Linked DNA regions of Homo sapiens: region 1 is linked to region 2. Evidence: read pairs that join two places in POLR2A ChIA-PET (ENCODE). Cell type or tissue: PC-3. All regions are shown on one strand. Each heading gives the region's core, and the rest is flanking DNA. Links, peaks and the distances in the headings are about the cores only. Region 1 overlaps SEC24A (SEC24 homolog A, COPII component). Region 2 overlaps SAR1B (secretion associated Ras related GTPase 1B).

Region 1 (4,396 bases), core at 156-4,155, 97 kb before region 2:
ATGTAGCAGTAAAATAGACTTGTCAGAAGGCTTTTGATTTCCTCATAACCCTAATAACATTTACTATATAAACAGTTACTTCTAGAGGCTTTCTCTGAGAATACTTGGTTGATTATGTAAATTTCAAGTTGTTTAAGGGAAAAGCTTATGGTGGAATTAAGAGAAATAGTTGATCCAGAAATTCCATTTCTGAATATATATCCAAAGGAATTGAAATCAGTATATCAAAGAGATGTCTGCACTTCCATGATCACTGCAGCATTAATCACAATAGCCACGATATGGAAATAACTGAATGGATTTTTCAAATGTGGTATATATATACAATGGAATTCTACCGAGCCTTTTTTTTTTTTTTGAGATGGAGTTTTACTCTTGTTGCCCAGGCTGGAGTGCAATGGCACGATCCTGGCTCACCACAACCTCCACCTCCTGGGTTCAAGCTATTCTCCTGCCTCAGCCTCCCGAGTAGCTGGGATTACAGGCATGTGCCACCATGCCAGGCTAATTTTGTATTTTTAGTAGAGACGGGGTTTCTCCATGTTGGTCAGGCTGGTCTCGAACTCCCAACCTCAGGTGATCTGCCCGCCTCGACCTCTCAAAGTGCTGGGATTACAGGCATGAGCCACCGCGCCCGGCGACTTCAGCCTTTAAAAAACAGGAAATTCTGTCATTTGTGACATTATGCTGAGTGAAATAAACCAGGCACAGAGAGACAAACACCACACGATCTTACTTATGTGTGGAACCTAAAAAAGTTGAACTCATATAAGTAGAAAGTAGAATTATGGTTATTAGAGGCTAGGAGGCAGGAAGTGGCTATGGAGAAGGAAAGAAGAAATGTTAGTCAAAGGGTACAAAATTTCAGTTAGGATGAATGGATTCTGGTGATCTATTACACAGTATGATGACTATGGTTAATAATGATGTATTGTATATTTTAAAATAGGCAAAATAATGGATTTTAAATGTTCTCACCACAAGGAAACAATAATTGGCTGAGAAGATGAATATGTTAATTAGCCGAATTTGATCATTCCACAATGTATACATGTATCAATAAATTAGTGTACCCCATAAATATATACACTTATTATTAGTCAATTAAAAATGAAAAAAGTTCTGTATTTCCAATCATTGGATATAAGGTATGATTTACTGCTATTTATTGAGAAGAACTCTTTTTCTTTCTTCTTTTTTTTTGCTATACTCTTGTCAGGTCCTGGCAAGGCCAAACAAATTGTTTTACTACTAGCAAATGGAAAATTCAACTTACCTTATTACATAAAGTATTGGGAAAAATGGTCTCTGCTCTCTAAGCCAAGAGATGAAAGCTATTATTCTGGCAGATTCTGGTGTATCAAGTTCTGGAAGGTCTGTCTGTTAACCAAAACCAACAATATCCAATTACTTTAATTACATATCTAATGTATGGTCTATGGTACTTTTCAAATTTTTATTTTTTTAATTACATTTTTTTTCTTTTTTGAGACAAGGCCTCTGTTGACAGGCTGGAGTGCAGTGGCATAATCATGGCTCACTGCAGTCTCAACCTCCAGGCTCCGGTGATCCTCCCACCATAGCCTTCTGAATAGTTGGGACTACAGATGCGTGCCACCATGCCTGGCTAATTTTTATATTTCTTGTAGAGATGGGTTTTGCCATGTTGCCCAGGCTGATTTCGAACTCCTGGGCTCAGGCGATACACCTGCCTCGGCCTCCCGAAGTGCTGGGATTACAGGAGTGAGCCACAGTGCCCGGTCTACTTCTCAAATTTAACTTATTTTTTGAGACAAGGTCTTGCTCTGTTGCCCAGGCTGAAGTGCACTGGTGTGATCATGGCTCACTGTAACCTCCACTGCCTCCTGAGGCTCAAGTGATTCTCTCACCTCAGCCCCACCAAGTAGCTGGAATAAGAGGCGTGTGCCACCTGCCAGGTAATTTTTGTATTTTTAGTAGAGACGAGTATCTCACCACGTTGCTCAGGCTGGTCTTGAACTCCTGGGCTTAAGCAATCTGCCCACCTCGGCCTCCCAAAGTTCTGGGATAACAGGTGTGAGCCACCATGCCTGGTCTTGAATTTTAACATGTATATGAATCACCTGATCATCTTCTTGAACTACAGATAATGATTTAGGAGGTCTGGGGCAGGGTTGTGGTCCTGAGATTTTGCTTTCCTAAAAAATTCCTGCAGTGATGCCAGTGCAACTTGACTTGGGAACACAATTTTCTACGAATATTCTAGAACAGGAGTAGGCAAACTTCTTAAAGGCCCATATAGTAAGTACTTTAGGCTTGCAGATCATTTGGTCTCTGCTGCAACTACTTAACTTTGCCATTGTTTTTTATTTTTTGAGACAGAGTTTCGCTCTTGTTGCCCAGGCTGGAGTGCAATGGCGTGATATTGGCTCACTGCAACCTCTGCCTCCCAGATTCAAGCGATTCGCCTGCCAGAGATTCTCCTGCCTCAGCCTCCAGAGTAGCTGGGAGAGTAGTTGGGATTACAGGTGTGCGCCACCACACCCGGCTAATTTTGTATTTTTAGTAGAGATGGGGGTTTCTCCATGTTGGCCAGGCTGGTCTCGAACTCCTGACCTCAGGTCATTCGCCCACCTCGCCTTGAGACGGGGGTTTCTCCATGTTGGGCAGGCTGGTCTTGAACTCCCGACCTCAGGTGATTCGCCAGCCTCGGCCTCCCAAAGCGCTGAGATTACAGGTGTGAGCCACCACGCCCGGGCAACCTTGCCATTGTTACACCAAAGTAGCCATAAACAATACATAAGTGAACAGGCATGGATGTTCCAATAAAACCTTATTTACAAAAACAAGTAGCAGGTACCCCTTGGGCATAGTTTCTAAGCCCTCATCTAAAAAAACCTCTTAGTTCTTCCCTTCATTTTAGCATGACGTCAAGAATTAATTGATTCGTTCAGTTATTATTAAAAATATAACAATTTCTTACTCATTACCTAAAACGCTTAGTCATCCAGCCCAGTAGTTCTGTTTAAGGCCTGAAAGCCAGTGCTTATCCTAGCTATAATCCTGACACAGCAGTCTTTTATTTATTTATTTTTTGAGACAGGTTCTTGCTCTGTTGCCCAGGCGGGAGTGCAGCAGCATAATCACTGCTCACTTCAGCCTCAACCTCCCAGGTCCTAGCACTCCTCCCATTTCAGCCTCGTAAGTAGCTAAGACCACAGTTGTGTGCCACCATGCCCAGCTATTTTAAAAATGTTCTGTAGTTATGGGGTCTCACTATGTTGCTTAGGGTGGTCTCAAACTCCAGGGCTCAAGTGATCCTCCCACCTCAGCCTCCCAAGGTGCTGGGACTACCAGTGTGAGCCACCACGCCTGGCATATCTATCTTTTTTTTTTTTTTTTTTTTGAGATGGAGTCTCACTCTGTTGCCAGGCTGGAGTGCAGTGGTACAATCTTGGCTCACTGCAATGTCCACCTCCTGGGTTCAAGCGATTCTCCTGCCTCAATCTCCTGAGTAGCTGGGACTACAGGTGTGCGCCACCACGCCCAACTAATTTTTGTATTTTTAGTAGAGAAGGGGGTTCACCATGTTGGCCAGGATGGTCTCGATCTCTTGACCTCGTGATCAGCCCGCCCTGGCCTCCCAAAGTGCTGGGATTACAGTGTGAGCCGCTGTGGCTGGCATATCTGCCTTTTAAATATATAAATTCCCTAATGATTCTATGAGTGGAGTCATAGAATCCATCAACATGAAAACCCATCAATAAAAATTTTTGGTATGATTTTGTTATTATTTTCTGATATCAAAATAGGGGATATTCATGTTTTTGCCAACTTTGAAATGCCCTTTATAATCACTATAATAAAAGAGTCTTACCATAGGCTGTGGAATTGATGCATAGTTTTGAACTCCTAGAACTTGGCTGAGAAAATTCTGTGTACAATTTTTTCCAACCCAAAGCATCAGTACCTAGGGACAGGAATAAAATTATTTTGAGATGCAGCATACATAAAGGTGAGTCTGTTGAGTGAGTACATTTTATTTTTATTTTATATATATATTTGTGAGATAGGGTCTCACTCTGTCACCCAGGCTGGAGTGCAGTGGTGTAATCTCGGCTCACTGCAACCTCCGACTCCTGGGTTCAAGCGATTTCCCACCTCAGCCTCCAGAGTAGCTGGGACTACAGGCGTGTGCCACCATGCCCAGCTAATTTTTGTATTTTTAGTAGAGATGGGGTTTCACCATATTGGCCAGGCTAGTCTTGAACTCCTGACCTCAAGAGATCTGCCTGCCTCAGCCTCCCAAAGTGCTGGGATTACAGGTGTGAGCCACCACACCCAGCTTGAGTATATTTTAAAAGGTCAAAAAGGTAAGTATATTTAGTGAGATTGTACAGCCTTTAACTGAATTAAT
Region 2 (4,322 bases), core at 323-4,322:
GCATCCCAAAGTTATTAGTGCATTGATTCTACAATCATACTCTGATGTCATATTTGCCTCTTTAGACTATTAGGTCCCTTATTTTCTCCCAATAGTACTTTTTGGGTATTTGTATTTTGTCATCTTATGTGTATTTTTTTTTTTTACAGGACCCCTGAGAACTAATGTGTATTTTTTATTTTTATTTTATTTTTTTGAGGCAGGGTCTCACTGTCACCAAGTGCATGCTATCACATCTGGCTAATTTTTGTATTTTTTATAGAAATGGGGTTTTTCCACGTTGCCAAGGCTGGTCACAAACTAAATATGTATTTTTTTTCTTTTTTTTTTGAGACGGAGTCTTGCTCTGTCACCCCGGCTGGAGTGCAGTGCAGTGGCACGATCTCGGCTCACTGCAACCTCTGCCTCCCAGGTTTGAGCGATTCTCCTGCCTCAGCCTCCTGAGTAGCTGGGATTATAGGCATGCACCACCATGCCCGGCTAATTTTGTATTTTTAGTAGAGATGGGGTTTCTCCATGTTGGTCAGGCTGGTCTCGAACTCCCGAACTCAGGTGATCTGCCCGCCTCGGCCTCCCAAAGTGCTGGGATTACAGGCGTGAGCCACTGCTCCCGGCCCTTAATGTGTGGTTTTATTTATTTATTTATTTATTTATTTATTTATTTATTTATTTTTTGGGATGGAGTCTCGCTCTGTCGCCCAGGCTGGAGTGCAGTGGCGCAATCTCGGCTCACTGCAAGCTCTGCCTCCTGGTTTCACGCCATTCTCCTGCCTCAGCCTCCCGAGCAGCTGGGACTACAGGCGTCCACTACCACGCCCGGCTAATTTTTCTGTATTTTTGGTAGAGACGGGGTTTCACCGTGTTAGTCAGGATGGTCTCGATCTCCTGACCTCGTGATCCGCCCGCCTCGGCCTCCCAAAGTGCTGGGATTACAGGCGTGAGCCACCACGCCCGGCCGGTTTTAAAAAGTAAATGAGCCAGGCATAGTGGCCTATGCCTGTAGCCCCCAGGTACTCAGGAGGTTGAGGTGGGAGGATTGCTTGAGTCCCCGAGATTGAGGTTGCAGTGAGCAGAGACGGCGCTCCCTGGGTGAGAGGGAGACTCTGTCAAAAAAATAAAAAGTGGCGGGGCGCGGTGGCTCACGCCTGTAATCCCAACACTTTGGGAGGCCAAGGAGGGCGGATTACGAGGTCAGGAGATCGAGACCATCCTGGCTAACATGGTGAAACCCCGTCGCTACTAAAAATATAAAAAATTAGCCAGGCGTGGTGGCAGGCTCCTGTAGTCCCAGCTACTCGGGAGGCTGAGGCAGGAGAATGGCGTGAACCTGGGAGGTGGAGCTTACAGTGAGAGGAGATCGCGCCAGTGCACTCCATCCTGGGCGACAGGCGAGACTCTGTCTCAAAAAAAAAAGTAAATGGTTTTGTGTAATTACTCATGTAAATCAGTTTTAAATATTAAATGCCATATAAGCTTTTTAAAATTTGCTTTTAAAATTTTTCTATAATAGCTTTTTTGAGATATAGTTGATATACCATAAAATCGACCTTTTAAAATTGTACATTAAGTGTTTTTAGTATAGTCACATTGTTGTGTAAACATCACCACTATCTAATTCCAGAACATGTGATCATCCCAAGAAGAAACCCAGTACCCATTAGCAATCATTCCCCATTTTTCCTTCCTTCAGTCTGACAACCACTAATATACTTACTCTATGGATTTATCTATCCAGGATATTTCATTTAAATGAGCCATCCATGTAGTTTAATGGAACAAGGCTTTAAGAAGTTACTTGTAATCTGAGATTCTGTTCCATTACATCCTTTGCACTGGTTTTCATGTTACTTGAGTAGATCACTTTTCTAATCTGCAGAGAGACTTTTCCTGTTTGGTATTGGTGCAATAAATAAATCTGCTGACGTGTGTATGTTTCCTTGTTCTTGACCTTTGCTCTTCACATGTCTTAATAGTGTGTTCATGGTGTTGTGTAACCTGTTTTCTGGGCTCAGGTATCTGTTTGCAGCTAAGTAACTTTTATTCTTAGTTGGGCATTTTTACTTCTACTTAAAATAACAATAAAAAAACAGTTAATTCTGTTTCTAATTACTCCTAGTTTGTTTTAAGGTTCCTAGAAACCACATTTTTTTTTTTTTTTTTTTTTTTTTTTTTTTTGAGGCAGAGTCTTGCTCTGTGGCCCAGGCTGTGGTGCAGTGGCTCGATCTCGGCTCAGTGCAACCTCTGCCTCCTGGGTTCAAGTGATTCCCCTGCCTCAGCCTCCTGGGTAGCTGGGATTACAGGTGTGCACCACCACACCCAGCTAATTTTTGTATTTTTAGTAGAGATGGGGTTTTGCCACGTTGGCCAGGCTGATCTTGAACTCCTGACCTCAGGTGATCCACCCGCCTCAGCCTCCCAAAGTCCTGGGATTACAGGTGTGAGCCATTGTGCCTGGCTGAAACCACAATTTTAAAGAAATATATATATTATTATCTTCCAAAGCAGAGTTTGTGTCTTCTTAGATTATCTCTCTTGGGACAAATTTTACAACAGCAAATTGGTACCATCCTTATGCAAAAAATCCTTTTTCTGTCAAGGCTTTTCACCATTCTTTAGCTCTCACCTACCAACAATCATCTTCAGTGAGGACTTTGCCACTTGATTCACAGTCTGTATCAGTGCCCTCCAGTCTTCCAGGTGATTACACTGCCTGTCAATGTGGACAGTGTACCCTCTAGCCTGGCTTCCAGTATCTGTCACCTCCATTTTTCTTTATCGTCCATGCCAGAGCCAGGCCTTGGAGTTTGCCACCACCCAACCCTGAACTTCTCTTGAATTCTTGAACCCCCTATATTCTCTTCCACTTTGCTGGCACAATTCTGGCACTCCTTTCACCTCTCTCACCCTTTTCTGTTTTTGGCTTAGAGACTTTTTCTACCCTATTTTCCCAATTCTGTTCTGTTGAGAAGCCTGCCTTTGATCACCGCTCCATCTCTGTATACTACCTTTCTTTACCTTTGTCCACTCAACTTGAACTTCTGATCAGATCCCTACAGCCCTCTCACTAGTACTCTCAAAATCCTGTTCCCCTTGTCCTTTTTCATTTCTATTCTGGATGTTCCTAATCTCTAGTCACTCCATGTTGAGCACTGCTGGTGGAGGGTGGAAGGTTGGAAATCAGCACAGATTGGCACTGCTGTGAATGTTTGAGTTTCAATTCCAACTGAGTCCTTGGCTTTTTTTGGCAGTCTTTTAACTTGATTCATTCCCCATAGTAGCTATTGTAATGCTTGCTCTGCTCCTCAAAAATTCTCTATACCCTTTCACTTTTGGAGTCAGATTCCCACCACCTCCACAAATTTTCTGGCCATCTTTCCTCCTAATCTTAGACAAGAGACATAGGCTGTCAGTCCAAGCTCCTCTTGGGACTTTGTCCCTTTTGGTTAATTCCTTTCTTCCCTATTACTTCTTCCATCCCACTATCTCCTTCTCTTTAGTTTATCATCATACTCAAGCCTCACCCTTTTTGAGAAGGAAATTTCACTTCCAGGCCTGGGGTGGCTCACGCCTGTAATCCCAGCACTTTTGGAGGCTGAGGCAGGCGAATCACTTGAGGTCAGGAGTTGGAGACCAGCCTGGCCAATACGGTGAAGCCCAGTCTCTACTAAAAATATAAAAATTAGTCAGGCATGGCAGTGCCTGCCTGTAATCCCAGCTACTCGAGAGGCTGAGGCAGAAGGATCGCTTGAACCTGGGAGGAGAAGCTTTCAGTGAGCTGAGATCGAGCCATTGCACTCTAGCCTGGGCGACAGAGCAAGACTCTGTCTCAAAAAAAAAAAAAAAAAAAACTCACTTCCCTTATCCCATTTCCAACATTTTTTTAAACGATTTTAGTTTTTTACCATTTGAAATTTTTTGAAATAGGAATCTCTCCTCACTGCCTCACCTATTAACCTCTTATCCCATTTACTGTCACCCTGGCTGGAGTGCAGTGGTGCGATCTCGGTTCATTACAATCTCTACCTCCGAGGCTCAAGCAATCGTCCCACCTCAGCCTCCTGAGTAGCTGGTACTGCAGGTGTGCACCACCATGCAGGAGTACAGTGGCACAATCTCCACTCACTGCAACCTCCACTTCTTGGGTTCAAGTAATTCTCCTGCCTCAGCCTCCTGAGTAGCTGGGATTACAGGGGCCCATGACCACACCCGGTTAATTTCTGTATTTTTAGTAGAGTTGGGGTTTCACCATGTTGGCCAGGCTGGTCTCAAACTTCTGACCTCAGATGATCCACCCACCTCAGCTTCCCAAAGTGTGTAACTCT

Evidence for each region. Peaks named below come from ENCODE experiments on the same cell type or tissue, not always from the same donor. Only the 100,000 strongest peaks of a DNase experiment are listed, where the experiment ranks them.
Region 1: POLR2A ChIA-PET joins it to region 2 with 5 read pairs; 11 of 35 experiments call an interaction of 5 or more read pairs at or near these places.

What each region holds. Positions count from the first base shown.
Region 1 is chr5:134,720,551-134,724,946 of GRCh38, reverse strand. It overlaps SEC24A (SEC24 homolog A, COPII component), which reads right to left. Exons shown (of 23, transcript NM_021982.3): 21 at 3,857-3,949; 22 at 1,277-1,380. Among named protein-coding and RNA genes, the nearest start is that of CAMLG, 16 kb to the left of the region's middle. In PC-3, for the core only: no CTCF peak of the experiment used is centred there; no DNase peak of the experiment used is centred there.
Region 2 is chr5:134,624,152-134,628,473 of GRCh38, reverse strand. All of the region lies in intron 1 of SAR1B (secretion associated Ras related GTPase 1B), which reads left to right. Among named protein-coding and RNA genes, the nearest start is that of SAR1B, 6.5 kb to the left of the region's middle. RefSeq lists a cis regulatory region at 1,945-1,958 and an enhancer at 1,880-2,024. In PC-3, for the core only: no CTCF peak of the experiment used is centred there; a DNase peak (open chromatin) is centred at 1,943; H3K27ac peaks cover 543 bases.